Linked DNA regions of Homo sapiens: region 2 is linked to region 1. A link is a loop called in an ENCODE intact Hi-C map of the cell type or tissue named here. Cell type or tissue: psoas muscle. All regions are shown on one strand. Each heading gives the region's core, and the rest is flanking DNA. Links, peaks and the distances in the headings are about the cores only.

Region 1 (10,173 bases), core at 1-8,000:
GGATTGAATACTCCTTGAAGGCAGGGACAAAGTCTTCTTGATCAAGTCACAGCTTACATCTCCCTGTAGTTTCCATTAAGCACAATGCTTTGTATACAGAAGATGCTCGACTGAAGGAAGGAGATAGAAGGGAGGAAAAACCTCCCATTCTCTTTGCAGCCATGTTGGGCCCAGCTTATACCTTCAAGCCATCTGTCCCCTAGGCAGCAGAGATGGAAGGTGGTCAACTCTTTTGTCACCCTTCCCTCCTCTCTCTCTCTCCAAAAGCCATTGTTGCATTTCAAGGTAGCACATGGCAGACAGGTGCACAGGTAGGCACAGACTCAAACAGATGCAGGAATGAGCATCTGGGTCTCCAGAGCATAGGTCTCTGGAGCATAGGGTCTCCAGAGAACAGCATCAGGAATTCAGTATGTTAAAAATGACTGAAAAATGGTGTGGGAGCCACGGACATGCTGAGCTGTGGGTTGGGAGGTGGAGGAGGTGGTGACTCAGGAGTGCTCTAGTACAGGCGGCTGTTGGGGAGGCTGGGAGAAGTGCAGCAGGGCACCAGGCTTCCTAGCTCTGCAGACTTGGTGGGCAGGGGTAGGGTGCCAGGGACTGCCCCCTGTGCCCAGTCCAGCTTAGCACTCAGGGCCTGTCCCTGGCGGGCTATCCAGGTTTTTAGGGCCAGCCCCTACCATCAGTTAGCTGCCCCCACAAAGATGGTGATGGGTGTCAGCATTTCATGTAAATGTCCCTCCTCTCTGACTGGCAGGAAGTTCTCTCCCTCCAGCTGCAGTAGAGTCACCTGGGCAGCAGGATGGTTTGGGCCAGGGGGCCCTGACCTCTCAGGGGTGTGGCCGCACTCTGCTTGCTTCTTCTTGTCCAGGTAGTGGGGTTCCCAGGAGCAGCCTGCACACGGTCAGAGCCAAGGAAACAGGTCTCCCCCAGGTTGCCCCTCCTCAGCCTGTGTCTCATTCATCAGGCTCACACAGATGGCCCCATCTGTCTTTATGTTTCCCTGGGTGGAGAGAGAATTGCTGGACTTGACTCGGCGGAGGCTAGGGTGTGGAGGCCCCCAGCCCTTAGTGGATCCTGGAGGCCTGGGCTTTGTCCACGGGAGTTGGAAGGGAATGGACTTTTTGTCTGGCCCTCTATAGTGACAGGCTGGCCCTTGCTCCCGTCTTGGCCTGGGGCTCTGAGCAGCAGCCCTGTTCCCACACAAGCTGTGCAACAGCCAAGGCTCTGCACCCCCCTCTCGCCCCCCACAGTGAGAGGCCGAGAAGCATTCTTAACATTCTTTCCAGAGAAAAGGGGTGAAATGTCTGAATTTGGGGGGTCACCACGTTATACAAATTGCAATCTAATCGTTTTTATAAGAACACACTTGCAGTAAGAAAAGAGCCCAGGAGGAGGGGATGAGGAGACAGACAGCTTGTTTTGTCCCCTTTTCCCCCAAAGTTTGGGGCTATTGTCGGGCCAATCTCTCCCTCTACCAGAGCAGTTGAGCTAGAGTTTTCTAGTTAAATAGGTCTTGGGGTGGGGGCCGAGAAGGGCCCACGGTGCCATTTCTGTTTGTTTTCCCAAATCAAAGCCCCAGCAGGGCTCCTGTGGCACTGCTGGGTTGCTATTAGAAGAGATGGGCCTTTTCCCAGAGCCTGGCGTGTCAGTTTATGCTCTGAACTTAACCTCACGGGCACCACACAACAGAGCCTTGAGGGTCCTGGGCCCAGGGGCAAAAGAAATTGTATCTTTTCATTGGCCCATTTAAAGTGTGTGTGGCCATTTTAGAGAACCAGAGAACAGCACAGCAGAAAGAAACTTCTCAGCCCCTGCCAGGCTGTGCGGGCAGAGCAGGGGCTCTCAGGACTTGTGCTGGCCTCCAGGGCCTGGTGCTCACTGGGCCCTTGGCTCTCCCCCCGAGGGCAGGGACCCCTTGGGCTGTCCTGTATTTCTGACTGCAGATACTTACGGCCATGACATTTTCCAGTGGTGGCATGAATGCTGGGGTAGGGGCCCAGCTTGGCAGCCCAGTCTGGGTGGGCCTTTTATACTGCTGTCCCTGTGCAGCCCCATGAGTGCCCAGCTCTCCTTCCCTCTGAACCCAGGGACCAGGGTGGGCAGGTAGAGCCATGCTGGGCTTCAGTCCTCCCAACCCCCACTGCCTTTCATCTTCTATTTCAAACAAACATGAAATTACTTCTATAGATTAAAGGGGAGAGCTCCTCAATCATTCCTTAAGGCCTCACTAATGGAGGGGGCAGGGCCCCCAAATCTGGAAGAGGGAGGAGAACTGTGGAGCCAAACAGCCCCTACCCAGCATGCACCCAGTATACCTGTGAAAGAGAGAGAATGACTCCCCTACAGGGCTCTGGCCTGCCCAGGGTGGCTGAATCTTGGCTGGTGGCCCATCTGGGAAGGCAGGGCTTCTCTGGGAGCCAAGGTTAGCAGTCTCTAAGGGATGCTGATCTGGGGAGAAGGCCTTCTGCCTGATCCCTCTCAGGAGCCCCCCAACAGACAGAGGCTTGCCATCTTCTCCCCGCAGGCCCAGCTCTGGGCTACTGAGAGGAAGACCAGAACTTCCCTGAGGAGGCTGGTAGCAGGGGTGCTGCCTTGGGGATTAATTCCCCCCTGGCAGCAGCAGTGCTCCTGGCCAGGGCCCACTGCCCAGGGCTCAAAGGGGAAAGGTGGAAGGGGCAGAAAGGAACCCCCAGTCTCCTCCTTTGATTCCTTCGGCCTTCGGGAAGATGGCAGCTCTGTTGGGGAGAAGGGAGGTTGTGGGTCAGGGTCTCAGTGAGGTGGAAGGACGAGAGCTGACATCTGCATTCAGACATGTGGCTGGCTGCCTTGTCTGCCTCAAGCCCTTTGCTGACATGCTACTTGGGCCAAAAGGGCTGGTGAGCCATGAAGTCCCCTCACTCCATGCCAGGGCCTCTTACCTGGACATCCCTGTGAAGTGTCCACGGCCTTGTTTCTCCTGTCATGGCATGGGGAAAGCCCAGCGTCTCACGGGTAAAGGAAGCTAAGGCATCAGGCCTGGAGGGCGCCCCTTTTCCTTCATTTCCCCCAGTCATTCTGTGGAAACTCCATACTTGCACCCATCCCCTGGCTGCAGGGATTAGCGGGTGCACTTGATGTTGAGGGGTAGTTGCTAGGGACAGGAGGCCCCCCTACATAGTTGCTAGGGGTCTGGCATCAGGGCAAAGGGTCTGCCCACTGCCGCGGTCACGGAGGGAATTACACAGTCACAAAGAAATTGTTCTCAGTAATCTGCTCTCGGCCCCCGGGTGGGGTGAGGGTGGGGGGAGCAGGCTGGAGCCCCACAGGCTGGGGGCTGTGATCACGGAGGCGTGCTAGCCCCGGGCTGGGGGCCAGCTAGACCAGGAACACCAGGGACAGCTCGCTAAGCTGCTTTCTCAGCGATTTTTCTCCCCAGACACAAAGGTGTTTACTTGTTTTAACATCTCCTGGGACTCCCCTTCTCCCTTTGTGTGGTCTTTATCCCCAATGAGGTTTGAGCCCCAGATTACAGGCAGGAATTAAGGCATTGGACTCAGGCAGCTCAGAACTGCATGACCTGCAGGATCAAGATGTATAAAGTAACCAAGTGTGTGTGTGTGTGTGCATGTGCATGTGAATGTGAGGGGGGCCGACCCCTTCAGCAAGCCCCCCCATTCATTGTCCTGAGGAGGAGTGGCTGGGTGGGTGGCAGCCGGCACGCAGGTGTGATGGAGGGGCTGCTGAGGGCTGGGATGCTGGGGGAGGGGTGGGGCCTGGGACTGGTTGCAGAGGCCTCATGGCAGGGGTGAGGTGGGTAGGAATTGGGCATCTCCTCCCTGAGCCCCCTTCCTTGAGTCTCATTCTAGCTGAGGAAAGAGAACATTTCCCCAAGGTCTGATGCCTTCTGAAGGTGGAACGAATGTGTATGACCCACGTGGAGCAGCCTCTCACTCCGTCCTTCCCTTCCCAGTGGGCAGCTGATGACACACTTGGGCAGTGACTTTCCCCCAGGGGCTGGGGTGCTGGATGTCATGTATGAGTCCCCTTTCACACTGCTGTCCTGTGGCTATGACACCTATGTTCGCTACTGGGACCTCCGCACCAGCGTCCGGTGAGTGTGCTGGGCAGGGAGGACAGGTGGTGGGGGCCCTGCACCAATCCTGGTCCTTCCTCCAGTCCTGGGTTGGCCCATGGGAGAGGGCACAGAGACTCCATGTCAGGGCTGGGAAGGAAGAGGCCTGCAAGGTCACTAGACTTCCTACATTTGGGCAGCCCTGGTCCCAGTGGCTTGGCTATAGCCAACAGGCCTTGGCAAAGGCAGGCGTTTCCCAGAGCCTCTGGAGCCGTCAGGGTACTGTCACTCAATATTCTCTCCCAGCCTTTCTTGAGGCCTGTGTTACTTCAACCTTTCTTGAGTCCAGTGACAAGTAGCTGGCCATGTGAAAACAGAAGTGCAGGCATAATCTGCTGTGTCGTCTGGGCCATGGCGAGAGCCCTCTACAGAAGATGCTTTCTCCCATGAAGTTCGGTTTTTGATGAATCTGATGATTTAGGCTTCTTTCTCTTCCATCCCGGAATGGCTCCTTAACGCTCCCCTCAGCCACTCTAGGCCCAAGAAAGCTGGGGTAGAGGTGGAGGGTACCCTAAACCTCCCTCTGCTTCTCCTCTTCCTGGACAGGAAATGTGTCATGGAGTGGGAGGAGCCCCACGACAGCACCCTGTACTGCCTGCAGACAGATGGCAACCACCTGCTGGCCACAGGTTCCTCCTACTACGGTGTTGTACGGCTGTGGGACCGGCGTCAAAGGGCCTGCCTGCACGTAAGTGTCCTGCCCACCTCTTCTCCAGCATGCCAGGACTCATGATTATGGGCTGCATTTGGGAGAGGGTGAGGTAGCCAAGGACGTGCCTAGAAAGGGTTGGAAGAAGCCTACAATGGCACACGTCCCTCTTCCCCTGGGCCTGGGGATCCTGGGTTAGGGCACACCCATGTCCCACTTGGAAAGCTCTTACCACTTCCTGTGCCCTCCCTTCCAGGCCTTCCCGCTGACGTCGACTCCCCTCAGCAGCCCTGTGTACTGCCTGCGTCTCACCACCAAGCATCTCTATGCTGCCCTGTCTTACAACCTCCACGTCCTGGATTTTCAAAACCCATGACCGTCAGGGCCACCCCTGCCTCTGGGCCAGGGAAACCAGCTACTCAGGGACTTCTCTTGCCTGGAGGGTGCAGTGATAGCTCCTCCTCACTGCCCCACTGTGCTCCTGGGCCTGTGACCCCAGTGCTCAGGCACCTTGCACTAGAGGCTTCTGACTCCTGGGACTTTGGAGCTTACCAGAGATGCAGTCCCTCCCAGGAACCTGTTGGAGAGGCAGGACCTGCTGCTTTAGAGTGCGGCTGAACCCGGGCCTTGCGTCCCTGTTTGGCCAGAGCAAGGATCTGGCCTGGAGAGGCCCATCCTATACCCCTTATTAGAGCCATGACAGCCTACAGAGTGAGGTGAGGTGCTCCCACCTTCCCAGATGGTTCCTTTCTGCCCCTTCCTGGAAGGAAAGGTGAGGCTGCCAATAGCCTCCTGGCACCAGCCAGACCTCACCCTTGACCAACCTCTCGGGGCTGGGGGTTCATTCCTGGGGCACTGTGGCCTGGTTTTGCTTTGAAACCAAGAAAGAGCAAAGGGAACCCAGCAGTTCTGAGTGAGTTCTGAGCCAGCCCTACCTCAGGCTGGCTGTTGAGACATGCTACAATTTTCATTTTTGTAAAAATAAAGCTTGATTGTTCACAGATCTGGTTCCTCACTGGCTGAGTAGTCCTAGCAGGCTCCAGGAGAAGGGAACAGCAGACCCAAGCTCAGGGTTGTATGTGCTGCTGAAACGACAAGACCAGCCTCATGGCTCTGTGTCCCAAAGAACAAAGGTTTCTTTTTTTCAGGAAGAGTTCCCATTGATGACCTATCCCTTACCCTTTGGGGTATGGAGGGTCACCTGTGGGTTTGGAGAGGGGACTGTGGAAAGGGTACAGGCTGCTGGAAGCTCAGTTGTTGCCTGTGGTGACCCCTACCCCAACACACACCCTTGGCAAAATTATGACCCTGATTCTGGCTTTTTACCCACAATGCCTTAACATCCTGTGTTCTACTTCCAAGGTTTCTGTTTTGTTTTTTGTTTTTGTTTTTTTGTTTTGTTTTGTTTTGAGACGGAGTCTTGCTCTGTTGCCCAAGCTAGAGTGCAGTGGCATGATCTTGGCTCACTGCAACCTCCGCCTCCCAGGTTGAAGCGATTCTCCTGCCTCAGCCTCCCGAGTAGCTGGAATTACAGGCATGCGCCACCATGGCCGGCTAATTTTTGTGTTTTTAGTAGAGACAGGGTTTCACCATGTTGGCCAGGCTGGTCTTGAACTATTGACCTCAGGTGAGCCGCCCGTCTCGTCCTCCCAAAGTGCTGGGATTAAGACGTGAGCCACTGCGCCTGGCCGGTTTCTGCATTTTTAAAACTTTTCCCTTGCCCACACATCTTCAGGAGTTTCCTCTGAGCCACTTCTGCAAGCTACGGTAGCACAGGGTCCCTCCAGCCTGGTCTTCCTCTGAGTTTGTGTAAACAGGTTGCAGGGAAAGGCCAGCCCTGCCCTGCTAGGGCCATGTGCTCCCACCCTATTCTCCCTTTTTGTGGAAAGCTTTATGTTGTAGGTCTCCGGGATAGAGAAAGGAATGTCATCACACCCTCCCGAGGGAGGCCAGTGGGGTCTGGGGCCAGGCAGCATACAGAGGGGAACAAGAGGGCAGTCCCTGTGCAGTAAGTAACTCAGAATGACTTTACTCAGGAAATATGACCATGACTCACTGGCTAGGAGTGCCCCATGCCCAGTTCTTAGAGACCCTTGATAGCTCCTAGAAGACAGGAGGCTGCCGTGGTCAAGAAGGGCCAAGCCTTGAAGTCTCACGGCACCCCCTGTGGTGGAGGTATAAGGCTCAGGGGCCAACTACTGGGTCTTGCAGTCCCCATCGTTGCTGTGGGCTGTCTTCACCTTCTTTAGTTCCTTCTGTAGCTCAGACTCGGCCACCACAACCTCCTTTGGCTTCTGGTACTGTGGATGCAGCCAGGAATAAGAAAATAATTCAGTCACTGTCCCATCTCCTTCCACACACACTTGGGGCCCCTTCTCCTTCTGATCCCCTTATTTGCACGAGAAAATTGAGGCCTGTAGGATTGAATGATTTGCTCAAGGTCATGTGCCTGAGTAGGAGCAGACCTTGGACCAGAAGAACCCAAGTTCAGCAATTTCCACCGCTTCCCTTTCACCCTCTACCCTCTTCTAGCTGTGAATTATATGGTCAGGCTCCTTCCTGAGCCCCCTCCCTGCTCTCCCCCATGCTGAATTAGAGATGCCTATTCTCCCACAAGCATACCCTAGGGCTTGGGGCTAGAACTGAGGACTCTTATGGGATGGGAAGTGGGCAGGGAAAGAGGAAGACTCTCCCTGATGCAGTGTCCAAGAAGTCTGGGTGAATCTTACAGAGATGATCAGGGTGCAGTTGGCGTGGGCAAAGCTCAGCAAGGCGTCATCCAGAGGTAGCTGGTGTCTATCTAGATCAGGAATGGAGAACTTCTTGTAGTACCTGTGGGGACACCGAGAGGCCATTGGGGCACTCGGCAAGGTGACCCAACAGCCAGGCGTCAGGCCCTCTGCTGCCTAGCTTCTACCTAGTTCTTCCACACCTTCCACACACGCAGAGAGGGAGAAGGGAAACCAGTTAGAACACCAGTATTTCAGAGCTCAGTGGCCCTGGAAAGCATAGAATGCAAGCCTTATGTCCAGTCCAGTGGCAGAAGAGCAGAACCTAGTTATAATTCTGTGATTAGACCAGGGGTTGTAGTGACTCACATCTCAGAGCTGGGTCTCCCAAAGACAGGCAGAAGAAGCCTGGAACACACAAATAGCTCAAGCAGCTTGGGACTCCTCTACCCCCAAAGCCTCATGGAGACACCAGAAAAATGGGACGTGTTCTAACAAAGGACAGAGTAAGGACATTCAGATCTGTCTCCCAAAGCTGGGGCCCTACTGTTACCATTTACATGGGAGGTCCACTGAAGGCCTCAACTACCTCTTCCTCTTTTGGGGCCTTTCAAGGCCTTGTTAGCCTGGCCTTGTAGGCCAGAGGGAAAAGTATATCTACTAGGAGAAATCTCTTTGAGAGGACGAACCATGTTACTCATCACGGAAGCTGGACCTCTGGACTACTTGGCTGGCCCCAAGTCCCTACTCCTCCATTTTTACATATCACACATGGTCCTTATCATCTGCAGGTGCCGGTTCAGCGATTAATGATGCCTTTTAATTAAAAAAAAAAATAGAACAGATGGCAACACCCAGTCTGTAATGTGTATAACTAGACTTTGCAGGAAATTTGACCCCCCTTACCTAAAAGGGAACTCGGGCTCAGAGAGATGAAATATCTTGCCTTGTTTCACGGCCAGTTGTCGGTAGGGATGGGAGTCAAGATTAGAGTAAGATTCCTTGTCCTTGGTCTGATCCTTACTACACCAAAGCACAATGAATGGCCTCCTCATCTCTAACAGTACACCAATTTGGCATTTTCCTTGGTGGAAATGTGGCTTAGGCTCTGGCCAGGGGCTGCTAGACCTGTCACTTGGGCAAGGCATCACTTTCTGCTGCAGAGGTTGTATGGGCTGTGAAGGGAAACACCTCAGGCAGGTACAAACAAACTCAAGTGAGAGGCCTGGGGAGGATGGGGCTTTTAGTACTTCAGAGGGGCCTGGTCCTTGTGGTGACAGCTACCCTGAGTCCACTTCAAAAGCCCCTATGCCCTGGGGACTCAGAGAGTTGACATCAATGCAGCACTTCTGCCCCCGTCCTCCCTGCCCAAATCCCTCCGTTCAACAGAGGCTCTCGGGGCCCCTCTCCTCCCAGGTTCCCCACTCCCCACCAAGGTACTGGGACCCATGGCAGGAAAAGAATGTTTACTTAAAGGCTGACAGTTCAAAAGGAGTGGGGGCTGGGGGATCCTAATGGCATTGCAAGTTGCTTTATTTTCCAAAGCTCTGCCCCAGGGAAAGGCGATCCATCTGCCTGCAAACCGGGGATGGAATGCCTGCCTCATCCTCTTCCTAGCCAGCTCAGGCTGAGGGCTCTTCCTGGGGCCTTTGGTCTGGCCAGCAAAGGTGGCAGACACTGATAATAGGGGAGAGTCAAAGGTTAAACAGCAGAGATTAGATGAACACAAAGACTTGTTAGGAAGTGTTAACATCTTCCCTGCAAATATACACAAAAAGCAGAACCAGGAGGGAAGCAGCCCAGCAGAACCATTCCCCCAGGCTGGGGCAGTGGGACCGGAAAATGAATCCCAGGGCTTGGCCACAACAGCAAGGACAGGATCAGAGGGAACTTTAGGTGCATAGCTTGCACCTGCTTTCCTTGAACTACTCCTACCACCAGGCAAGAGGAATGGAGGCAGAGCAGGTGGAGGCTCAGCTTGGTTTTGAGTCTCTTGTAATAGATTTAGTTTATTGGTCGAGGTTAACCAACTTCTTAGAAGCTCCCGATAGGCTCAAGGGAGTAGGGAGCATCTGCCTTTTCTCCTCCTGGGGAAGCCCACCCCCTTCTCACACCCATTCCCCCAGACATAGGGTTTTTCCATGATAGGTACTGTACTTGACTTTCTCACCAGCACCTGGACAAGAGAGAGACCCACTGTGCTTCTGGAAGGGTCATAACGTTCAGCCTCAGGCAGCTGTAGGTAGGCAGCAAACATTTATTGGGCATCAACTGTGTCCCAGACCTTGAGCTGTGAGCTGGGGATTTAAGGATGAAGAAGAGGGCGGGCCTGGTGACTCATGCCTGTAATCCCAGCACTTTGGGAGGCTGAGGTGGGAGGATCACTTGAGGCCAGGAGTTCAAGACCAGCCTGGGCAACATAGCGAGACCCTGTCTCTACAAAAAATTAAAAGAAAAGGATGAAGAAGAAACAAGGCCTCCAGATGCAGTGGCTCACTTCTGTAATCCCAGCATTTTGGGAGGCCGAGGTAGGCAGATCACTTGAGGCCAGGAGTTCAAGACCAGCCTGGCCAACATGGTGAAACCCTGTCTCTACTAAAAGCACAAAACTTAGCCAGGCGTGGTAGCAGCACCTGTAGTCCTAGCTACTTGGGAGGCTGAGGCAGGAGAGTCACTTGAAC
Region 2 (10,617 bases), core at 772-8,771, 150 kb before region 1:
TGTGTGTTTAGGGAGAGCTGTCCCCATCCCTAGCACCTTCTCAGCAGAGCAGAGCCTGGTGATGTTGAGGGGCTGGGGGTGGCCAAAGCTGTGAGTTAGAACCCAAAGTGGCAGAAACAGGAGACAATGCTTTCATCTTTGGCCTTGGGACTGGAGGTCACCCCTTCACCCAAGTGTTTGTAATGACCTGTGAGACACGCACACATAATATTTGGAGTTGGAAGGATCCTCGGAGATCTTTTGATTAGCTATGGAACTCTGATTCAATTAAATTTTACTTAGATCCTCAATCTAAGAGACATCACTGTCTGGTTTAAAAAGAGGGTGGAAGGAATGGCACTTCAGCCTTTTCAATTTGATAGTCCCAAGACCTCTCTTGAGAACCCAGTTTGAAAACCATAATCCCGTCCACTGCCCTCTGTAAACCCAGGGGTGGGGCCCGAGGTCCAGAAAAGCCCTTTCTCTGGGTTGCACAGCATGTTAGTAGCTGGGCTGGAGCTGGAGTCCATGTTTTGGGTTCCTGGTCTTTGGAGCAGTTGCTGCTGGGCTGTGACAAGTGTGTGGGCCAGCTGGGGTCAGGGATCTGCCAATAGCCATCCTGCTACCTTCTCTGACAGCAAAGCTCATCGTGGAGACGGACACCTTTGGAAGCAGAGTTCGAGTCCGAGGAGCCGAGACGGGCCTCTACATCTGCATGAACAAGAAGGGGAAGCTGATCGCCAAGGTGAGGCCCCAGCAGGCAGGTGGGGTCCGCGGGACCTAGGGAGTGGCTTGGGCTGGCTGGACTCCTCCAAGACAGTCCTGGGCTCTGATCCCAACAAGGTAGGCAGAAGGCCACAGGGCCATCTTGGGGTTACCTCACGATTGGGTGCAGGAGTGAGGGAGAAGGAAGCTGTTTGAGAGATGAAAACTATAAAAGGCGAAGGAGGAAGAATGAAGGCTAGGGAAGGGGCTGGGGGGTGGTGGTTGGTAAATTCCATATATCTTTTTAACAAATCGCCAAATTGCTTTGCTATTATGTCCAATTACATGGTACCAGCATTTGGAATGTTCAGTAAGCCGCAGGCCCAGCCCCTCGGCCGAGCTCTGAAATGGCTCCATTAGTCACGGCTCCTCTCCAGCCTCGAGCTCCCCACTTCCTGGGCTTCTGGGGCTGGGGTCTTAGCATCTTCTCCCAGGCCTCCCCTCCCCCATAGGGTGGCTGCCCTGGGGCCAGGGAACCGAAGTCCTGGGGGGGTGAGAGGGGCAGGTGGGGAGACGGGTGGCCAGACTGGTGGGCAGGAGGCCAGAGCAGGCCAGGCTCTGGGCCCCTCTCTCTGTCTTTCTGCGTTGGGGCCCAGCCCCTCCGTAGACAACCATGTGTCACTGCTGCCTGGGAGGACAGGAAGTTGCCGGGTGGGCTGCGAGTTGTGAGGGATTAGAGAGCGGGTGCCCAGGCAGGGGGTGGGGCTGCGGCTCCTGCCCACCTCGCCATCTGCTGGGGTGCCCACCTGCTGTCTGGGGCCGCTCGCCCTCTGCCTCTGCTGGGGGGGCTCTGTAACGTGGTGTCTGGCTCCCCTACCTGCAGAGCAACGGCAAAGGCAAGGACTGCGTCTTCACGGAGATTGTGCTGGAGAACAACTACACAGCGCTGCAGAATGCCAAGTACGAGGGCTGGTACATGGCCTTCACCCGCAAGGGCCGGCCCCGCAAGGGCTCCAAGACGCGGCAGCACCAGCGTGAGGTCCACTTCATGAAGCGGCTGCCCCGGGGCCACCACACCACCGAGCAGAGCCTGCGCTTCGAGTTCCTCAACTACCCGCCCTTCACGCGCAGCCTGCGCGGCAGCCAGAGGACTTGGGCCCCCGAGCCCCGATAGGTGCTGCCTGGCCCTCCCCACAATGCCAGACCGCAGAGAGGCTCATCCTGTAGGGCACCCAAAACTCAAGCAAGATGAGCTGTGCGCTGCTCTGCAGGCTGGGGAGGTGCTGGGGGAGCCCTGGGTTCCGGTTGTTGATATTGTTTGCTGTTGGGTTTTTGCTGTTTTTTTTTTTTTTTTTTTTTTTAAAACAAAAGAGAGGCTCTATTTTTGTATTCCACTTGGCTGTGGTGTCTGTCTTCTTAACTCTCAGAAAGCTCCATTAGTGGCCTAGACTGGGATTCCGGCTGGGGGTTTGCGGGGGTGGGGGGCTTTCTCTAGCCTGTGCTGCTGAGGCCCCAGTACCTCCAGGGCCAGTTGGCTGGGCAGCCAGGGACTCCACTGCACCCCCAGGTGGGGCAGGGAGGAAAGGACTGTGACATAGGGCAGTCCTCTTAGAAGTGGGTATCAGACTGGTGGCTATTAAATGATTGAAATATTTATTTAACTTGCATATTAAAAATGTGTGCTGGAGAGTGAGTCCTGCCGGGGTCAGCCCCTCCCTCCAACCTTGCCCCAGCTGGTGGGCGGCTGGGAGACGCAGATGACCAGGTGCCAGCTCTGACCACAGCCTCCCTCCAGCCTAAAGACACCTGCCTGTCAACCATCCCCATCACTGTCACTTGAGGGGTTTTCCTGCAAGGACAGAAGCAGGGAAAGGGGCAAGAAGAGGCTCTTAGCTAGTCCTTGGAGCTCTCAGATGTGTACCTCCTAGCACTTTACAGAGGTCATTGCTAACACTTCCCCAGGCCACCTCAGGGCCAGAAATAATGGATGTGCTAGGGCTAGAGCTGTAATCATGGATTTAATCCTCTTAAAAAGTGCTTCTCTGAGTGCCTAGGTCCATGTGGGAGACAGGTTGGAGATTCCAGAACTTGCTCTTTCTGAGACTCAGGCTCCAGAAAATGAAAGAAAAGAGCAGCTGCCAGGGTCCAAGGTGGGGGCATATTGGAGGGGGACCACCAAGACTGGTGTTGACAATGGTGATGTGGGACAAGTGTTAACCTTGGGTGATATGGTGAGATAGCTGTGGGCAGAAAGCACTGAGCTGAGGTGCGGTGAGGAGCCTGGGGAACTGTCTTCCAGGAAGAGGCTGCCCACCTCGGAGGATGGGCCTGGCGGGAGAGGAGCTGGGCACCGGATGGCACCAGAAGGGAAGCTCATAGGCCTAGCGCAGAACTAAAGGCAGTCATAGCCTTGGGGAGAAGCAGGAGGCCGTATGTGGAGGGAGGGAGGGCTGCTGTGGGAGTGGTGGAGCAGGTCATGGTGTGGGCAGAGAAGGGAATGGGCAAGGGTGCAGGTGTGTGTTTGCGTGTGGACTGGTGAGACTGGTGTCCTGCCACACCGAGGGAGAGCCCAGGCCCCACGGCAGTTTCCTGAGTGCAGAGCTGGCCCAGGCTTCATCGCTGAGGCCTCCCATTAGGGCTGCTCCTGCTTCCTTCCTTGTGGATGCCCTGGGCTGGTCCCACAGCCCAGCTACTGAGCCAGTCTAGAAACCTCGCTCCTCTAGGACTCTGTCCATTGGCATCTCCTGGGGTAGGGAGCAACCCAAGGCTTCCTCCCACAGTTTCAGGCCCAAGTCCCAGGTTTAGCCCACCCCGGCAGATCAGGAATTTCGAGGCTTAGTGGGAAGCCCGGCAGTAAAGGCTGGCCTGTCCAGCCACCTCTCGTGGCCTGCCACAGGCGGTGAGGGGCTCTGGAGAGAGTGGGTTTCTGCTGGTGCGTAGACACTGGATGTAGCGAAGGGGCCCTAGATGTCTCTCTTCCAGTTCCCCCAGCTCTTAGCGCCTCCTCCTCTGCTCCCTTCCCCCTTTAATTAATTCTGGGTAAGCAGCCTGGCTTTATTGTGCAAGGAGCTGGGGTCTCACTGTGGGAAAAGTCACACCTTCTGAGCAGCTTCTGATGCCATGCAAATGAAGGGACCGTCCAGGAAACGCTTTCATCTGCACGGTCTCCTGTCCAGCCCCTAGCCCAGTAATTACCCACATTTCATTTGTTTGAGAGCAATTCCTGGGGGAAGGCACTGAGTAGGAGGGAGTCTGGGGCAGGGGGTGGAATGTCAGGCTCTCTGCCTGTGATCCTGGCCACAACGTGGGGCCAGGCTGGGCCGAGGCTGGTCACTGGCTAAAGCTAATCCTCATGCCCCCAGGTTGGGGAGGCCTGAGTCCTCCAGGGTGGTGGCAATGGGATTGTGCCATGTTTACATCTTGGAAGAAGAAGGGAGCTCTCCAGAGAGCCAGACCTGCCTTCTAGAAAGAGACACCTGAATAGGGAAAGGTGAGGTGGAGGGGGACAGAAGGGTGGGACCTGGTCCTTGAGGTTGCCTGCAGCTTTGGGAAGAGGTTGACTCCCAGTAGGACCCCAGGCCAGGGACCCATGGGAGCTGCGCCCAGAGCACTGGGGCTAGGCCAGGCTAGAGCACCCATCAACTTGTTTATCTTTGAGCCGCTGCCTCCACAGAGCCCTCACTAACGGGGTTTTACAGCCCACTCAAGCTGCAACTGGCCAAGAATCAATCATTACCGGCACTTAGTGGTTTGATAGTTAACAGCCTGAACTGAAGCCAAACTGGTTGTTAACTGTGATAACAACTGATTTCAAGGGGTTATTGCCGGCCCAATATGCTCAGCCCATTTATTTCGGGGAAAACAAGCAGGGAGCTGTTGCAAGGCCCAGAAAATGGAGGAGGACTGGGCTTCTCTCAGCCAAAAGGCCCCCTGCCACTCCGTCCCAGAGTTGGTGCTGGCTGCGAGGGCCTAGGGGCGGGCTGAGGGCTGCTTCAAGGCTTGACCGTGCACACCCACTGAGGGCCTGCGTGTGAGCCCAGCCGACCCACACACTAGGCCCTCTCCAGCCTTCCCTCTCCCCAGTCCTCACTTCAATTCTCCTCCTGCCTCCTCCCCATGACGCCCCAGAAGGACGGTCTCCATGAGGAGGAACCCAGGCCCAGTGGCCAGGCGTCTACTTGTGCCCACTCAGCAGCTGGGGCTGCACCCTCTGGCTCATTCCTTCCTCACCTAGGGCTCTCAGAGTCCTGCCAAGTACAAACCAGAAATGCCTTTCCTTTCAAAGCCAGCAAAGAGTCCACTTGGGTCTTGACTAGAAAGAATGAGCAAGAGTTCTCTCTTTCCACAGCACCAGGTCCCGCCTCTACCCCTCCCTTCCTCCCTCAGCCAAATGGAAGCAGGTGAGGCCAGGGTCAAGCATCATTCTAGAATGTTGCTGCTACAAAGGGCCTCAGGAGTTCCCCACCCTCCACAGATGACAACTGCAGCCCAGACGACCCATGGCTAGGGTAAAGCTGGTGCTGTCCTAGAAATTGGGTCTCCCCTCCCAGATCCAGGCTGCCTCCTGCAGGCTGCAGGTCTTTCCCTAATTCCATTCATTCATTCAGTAAATGTTGACTGAGTGCCTATGATGTGCCAGGCTCTGTCCTGGGTGAGGGGACAGAGCAGAAAATAAGACACAAAAATGCCTGTTACTCTGGAGCCCATATTCTAGTGGGGGAGGACACATCAGTCAGTGACAACCGCCACATAGACCAACCCAGATTCAAAAAACACCTTCTTGGATTCTTCCGTTTCTAGACTCTGACATCCAGCCATCTCAATATTCCAGAGAAGAGGATGAGTGTGAAGGGTGGTGGCGATTTTAAACAAGGTGATCAGGAAGACCTTGTGGATAACTTCGGGTCTGAGCACACTCCATCAGGGTAAGACATTCCCATACCTGGGGGAGGACGATCCAGGTGGAGGGAGCAGCCACTGCAAAGGCACACTGCATTAGGGGGACAGGAAGGAGGCCACCACGGCCGCGGCACAGCTAAGGGAGGATCTAGGGGGTGTGCAGTTGGGGGTTGGGGGTAGTAGAGAATGACAGAAACTGAGGTGAGGTCACAGAGACAGAAGGGGTGCAGAGACCTTTTGGCAAAGGGCAGATCCTGTGGGGCCATTGAAAAGACTTAAGCTTGACTCTGGATGAGACCGCAAACCACTGAGGAATTTTTTTTTTTTTTTTAAACAGAGTCCCCCTCTGTCACCCGGGCTGGAGTGGAATGGTGCGATCTCGGCTCACTGCAACCTCTGCCTCCTGGGTTCACGCGATTCTCTTGCCTCAGCCTCCCAAGTAGCTGGGATTACAGGCATGGGATTACACACATAGCTAATTTCACTGAGGGTTTTCAACAGTAGAGTGACATGATCTGAATTAAGTTTTCCCAAGGTTGCTTTGGCTGCTGTGTTGAGACTAGAAGGTAGCAGGGCAAGGGAGACCAGTTATGAGGTTACCGCAATAATCAGGTGAGAGATAGTAGTGAATGGAAGATGGTCAGGAGAGAGTGGGGTTTTGGACATTTTTCGCAAGTAGAGATGGCAGGATTTGCTGATGGATTTGGATGTGGCTTGTGCGGAAAGAGAGGAGTCTAGGAGTTTCCATGGTTTCCGGCTTGAGCAACGAAAAAGATGGAGGTGTCATTCACTGAGATGGGGGAGATTCCAGGATGGGCAGATTTGGAGGGGAAGGGTAGGAGTTTGGTTTTGCACATGTTACATCTGAGCTGACTACATACGTATTCAAGAGGAGATGAGTAGGCAGTTGTGTGTGAGTCTGGAATTCAGGGGAGAAGTCTAGTGTGAAGATAGCAATCCGGGAGTGTTCAGCACACAGATGATTTTCAAAGCCAGGAGACAGGATGGATTCCTTAGGGAGTGAGCAGAGATGGAGAAGAGGAGCCGGCCAAGCCTCAGTGTGCTCCAAAAATTTAGAGGACAGGTGAAGAGGGAGAACTGGTAAAGAAGACTGAGACTGTGTGGCCCACGAGGTAGGCAGGGGGAAAAGCAGAGAGTGCTGTGGCCTGATGACCTAGGGGAAGGACAGAAGGATTCTGAGTCCGGAGCTTTACCTGGGGCTAGGGAAAAGTTTCATGTCATCCTGCCTCCCTACTCCTTACCCCCCACTCAACCCCAGGGCTGAGAGGAGGTGGCCAAAAAACGGGGCTGGTTTAACCTGGGAGCATCACCCTTGCCTCTCATCAGCAGTTCCTGCTGGCTTGCCCTCCAGAACATCTCTCCAGTCCAATCCATCCACCACCCACCCTATCTACCTATCTACTGCTACCACCCTGCTCCAAGCCATCATCAGTTCTTGTCTGGTTTATGGCAGTACCCACCCCCAACCTCAATTGCTCTTCCTGGTTCCTGTCTTATCCCCCTACAATCCATTCTGCACTCAGAAGCCAGAATTTTCAAGACGCAAATCTGATTGTGTTACTCCCACCATACCTACACTTGAATTCAAACTCATTTTCAGGCCAGCACAAGCCTCTGCATGCTCTGCCTGTGGAACTCCACTCCTTCCCGCCCTCCCTCTTGCCTGCTGCTCCCTGGACACACTTCCTCCAGCTTCTCTAACAAGCCCAGGGAGCCTCAGAGCCTTTGCACTTGCTGTTCTTGCCACTTGGAATGTCTTTCCTCCAAATCACTGGCTGGCCGACTGCGTGATGTGGGTCTCTCCGCTCTCACTGTCTGCCTTTTTTTGAGGGGCGGGGGGATGGAATCTTGCTTTGTCGCCCAGGTTGGAGTGCAGTGACATGATCTTGGCTCACTGCAACCTCCGCCTCCCGGGTTCAAGCGTTTCTCGTGCCTCAGCCTCCTGAGTAGCTAGGACTACAGGCAGGCGCCACCCCACCCGGCTAATTTTTTTTTGTACTTTTATTAGAGACAGAAGTTCACCATGTTGGTCAGGCTGGTCTCAAATTCCAGACTTCAAATGATCTGCCCGCCTCAGCCTCCCAAAGTGCTGGGACTACAGGCAGGCGCCACCATACCCGGCTAATTTTTTGGGTTTTTTTTGTACTTTTATTAGAGACAGAATCTCACCATGTTGGTCAGGCTGGTCTCGAATTCCAGATCGCAAATGATCCGCCCGCCTCAGCCTCCCAAAGTGCTGGGACTACAGGCAGGTGCCACCACGTTTGGCTAATTTTTTTTTTTTTTGTATTTTTAGTAGAGATGAGGTTTCACCATATTGGCCAGGCTGGTCTCAAACTCCTGACCTCAGGTGATCCACCTGCCTCGGCCTCCCAAAGTGCTGGGATTACAGGCGTGAGCCACTGTGCCCGGCCTGTGCTTTATTTTCTACGTTACACTTATCACTGTCTGATCTTATCCTGTTTTTTTATTTACTTGCTTTTGGTCTACTCTACCCTTACCTCCCAGGAGAGCAGGAACTTTGTTTGAATCGCTCATTGATGAAAGCCCAGTGCCTATAATGGTGCCCAGCACATGGTGGGTGTTCAGCAAGCATTTGTGCAAGCAATCCACATAGAGCAGGTTCTGAGGCAGCTGCGGAGAAGGCAGGCTGGGAGTCCTCTGTATCCAGGCCATGGGTCAGGCGTTAGGAAATGTCTGAAGGGCAGGGAGACCTGAGGATGGTCCTGGGATGGGTGACTTCTCTTCGCCCATCCGACATGCACTGCTTACTGAAAAAGGTCCAAGGCTGTCTGGCACAGGCCCCCCATCATTTTCTCAAGCTGCAACAAATGTCTCCAAAACCTGGACAGGCAGACATCTAGGCAGGGCCTATTGGTCTGGACATCTCAGAACCTCCCCAAATTCTGCTTTCTTCATCGCCATCAGGTTTCCGTAGCAACCAGAGGACTTCACAGGAGAGAGTGAAGGGGAATTAAGAGCCAGAGAGAGCAGAGGAGAGAGGAGGAGTAAGTGGTAGCAAGACAGATGGGGAGCTGGCAGGAACTCCAGGGGGATCCCCAAGTCCCATGTTGCCGTGGAGGGTTGTGCCAATAGGTCCCTTTGGTTGCCCCCTTCCCCATCTGGATCTCTTGCTGACCCTCAAGAAGTAACTGTCCATCTGGGCAGGCCCCAGAGCTGACCCCTCATGCAAAACCCACCCCCTCCCTGCTGGCAGGCCCTGAGCGAGGCTCCGGCTCCCTCTGCGGTCTAGCTCCCTCCCTAGCCCCTCTCTTGGCAATAGTGGAACTGGCTGCAGCCCCTGGGTGGGTTTGGGGAGCGTTTCCTGCCATTCCTTCCCTGGCCGTGTATGGAGCAGTGGGTACTGGGGGAGGACAGTCAGCATTCTGCCCTGCTGACCAAGGTCCCCACCATTGGCATTTGGAGATATGGCCAGGTCCCCCAGTCATGAAGACTCAGATGGGCTGTAGGTAAGGGCCTGGCTGGAGGTGCTCAGAACAAGGGCCCAGGCCTGGGCATGGCATTCAGGGAGCACAGAGAAGCCTGAATAGAGCTCTGGCCAGTGTGCTGCCTCGCATTCCCTTGACCCCATAGGTCCGGAAGATGCCTGGCTTGGGACCCGAGAGTGGCAGAATAGCAAAGCCTGCAGCAGCCACAGCACTGTGGTCCTGAGACCCAGGCCAACTTCCTAGAGGACTGGTCGGTGACTTCAGAGGGTAGGGGTGGCCTGGGCCAACACCCAATTCCAGCTGTCCCTCTGCCCCCATACATGCAGCCCCCCGAAAACCCAGATTCCAAAACCACCTTCTTGGACTCTTCCCTGTTTCTAGCTTCTGACATTCAATCATCTCAATATGACAAATATCACCAAGTCCTGCAGAATATTTCTTCACAAAGAACTGCCCCCTGTCCCATCATAAAGACACCTGGGCCACCCCATGCTCTTCCAACCCATCTCCCTGCCCAGTCTCTCCCTGGGCTTTTTCTATACCCTCCCCCTCCCGCCCTCTGCAAGGAGCCCTTGGTAATGAAGAGCAAACTCATAAAACATTCATCCTGGGTAATACACCATGTAGGAGCTGCCTGATCTCAGTTCTGATAGAACAGGCCAGGTCAGCAGGACGCTGGGGCTTAGGCTTCTGAGGGTTTGGGCTGACTTCTCTACCTTGGGCTCAAGTTCCAGCCACTTCCCTTAAGGCAGGTCTTATCTTCCCTGGGGTGCTGGGGGTGGGGGCTCCTGAGCTGAGTGGCAGAGGGGGTTCCTGAGAAGGGATGAGAGCAGCCCAGGGAGGGAGGGTGGCTGCTAGGGGTGTCCTTAAATGAGGTGTGATGGGTAGATGGGGCTCTGGGAAAAAGAGCTTGACGACAAGGTGAGCCGAGTGACCAAATGGCTAAAGCCACAGCTTTGTGCTGAGTGTGGGGGGCGGTCAGAGCCTAAGCAGGTGGTGTTTAAAGTTGCTATTTTGGCCTGGGCAACCCTGGTATGAGTGTGTACGAGTGTGTGAGGGATGAGAGAGTCTGGTATCGGTGGCAGGCCCTGTGCAAGAACCCGGCCCCAGGAAGCAGGCCCCCATCTGGGCACTTTCATCAGACCAGCGGGGTAGGTAGACAGAGGGAATGGAAAGCAAAGGGGATTTTCCTTGTTTTCACTCCCCCCCACCCCTGGCATTTGCTCTGACACTGCTGTGGCATCCTCCAGGCCTCAGCAGAGTCAGAGAAGGAAGTCAGAGGAATGGCCACAGGGACAGCCAGAAATCAGAAGTGGCTTGGTGTGAGGGTGAGGGGCAAGGGCTTTGGAGTCCAGCAGCCCTGAGCTTGAACCCTGGCTCTGTCACTGCCTGGTCATTTAATCGGGGCAAGTCAGCTCACCTCTCCCAGCCCCCACTTCCTCACCTGCACAACAGGGAATCACTCCACCATAGGAGTTGCCAGGACTGAGTTAAAATGAGTGTGTCGAGTGTCCAGCGGGTACCTTAACAATGCTTCCTAACAGTGATGGTGGCTACTGCCGGG

The links. Hi-C counts contacts between places; a loop is a spot of excess contacts. Peaks named below come from ENCODE experiments on the same cell type or tissue, not always from the same donor. Only the 100,000 strongest peaks of a DNase experiment are listed, where the experiment ranks them.
Region 2: a loop joins it to region 1, with 3 times the contacts of the local background. A loop is called at or near these places in 22 of 110 quality-filtered maps.

Annotation. Positions count from the first base shown.
Region 1 is chr10:101,606,257-101,616,429 of GRCh38, reverse strand. DPCD (deleted in primary ciliary dyskinesia homolog (mouse)) reads right to left here. Exons shown (of 6, transcript NM_015448.3): 5 at 7,493-7,595; 6 at 6,768-7,063. The coding sequence ends at 6,959. It overlaps FBXW4 (F-box and WD repeat domain containing 4), which reads left to right. Exons shown (of 9, transcript NM_022039.4): 7 at 3,953-4,093; 8 at 4,661-4,802; 9 at 5,020-5,764. The coding sequence ends at 5,139. Among named protein-coding and RNA genes, the nearest start is that of MIR3158-2, 9.8 kb to the right of the region's middle. RefSeq lists enhancers at 2,329-2,862, 2,863-3,396, 4,554-5,054, 7,512-8,227. In psoas muscle, for the core only: no CTCF peak of the experiment used is centred there; no DNase peak of the experiment used is centred there.
Region 2 is chr10:101,761,570-101,772,186 of GRCh38, reverse strand. FGF8 (fibroblast growth factor 8) reads left to right here. Exons shown (of 6, transcript NM_033163.5): 5 at 618-724; 6 at 1,568-2,078. The coding sequence ends at 1,858. LOC105378458 (a long non-coding RNA gene) reads left to right here and starts at 5,157. Exons shown (of 4, transcript XR_946255.3): 1 at 5,157-5,261; 2 at 5,485-5,609. LOC105378457 (a long non-coding RNA gene) reads right to left here and starts at 5,051. Exons shown (of 3, transcript XR_946253.3): 1 at 4,915-5,051; 2 at 1,562-1,630; 3 at 611-690. RefSeq lists enhancers at 1,277-2,054, 3,551-4,751, 4,518-5,199. In psoas muscle, for the core only: no CTCF peak of the experiment used is centred there; no DNase peak of the experiment used is centred there; H3K27me3 peaks cover 1,916 bases.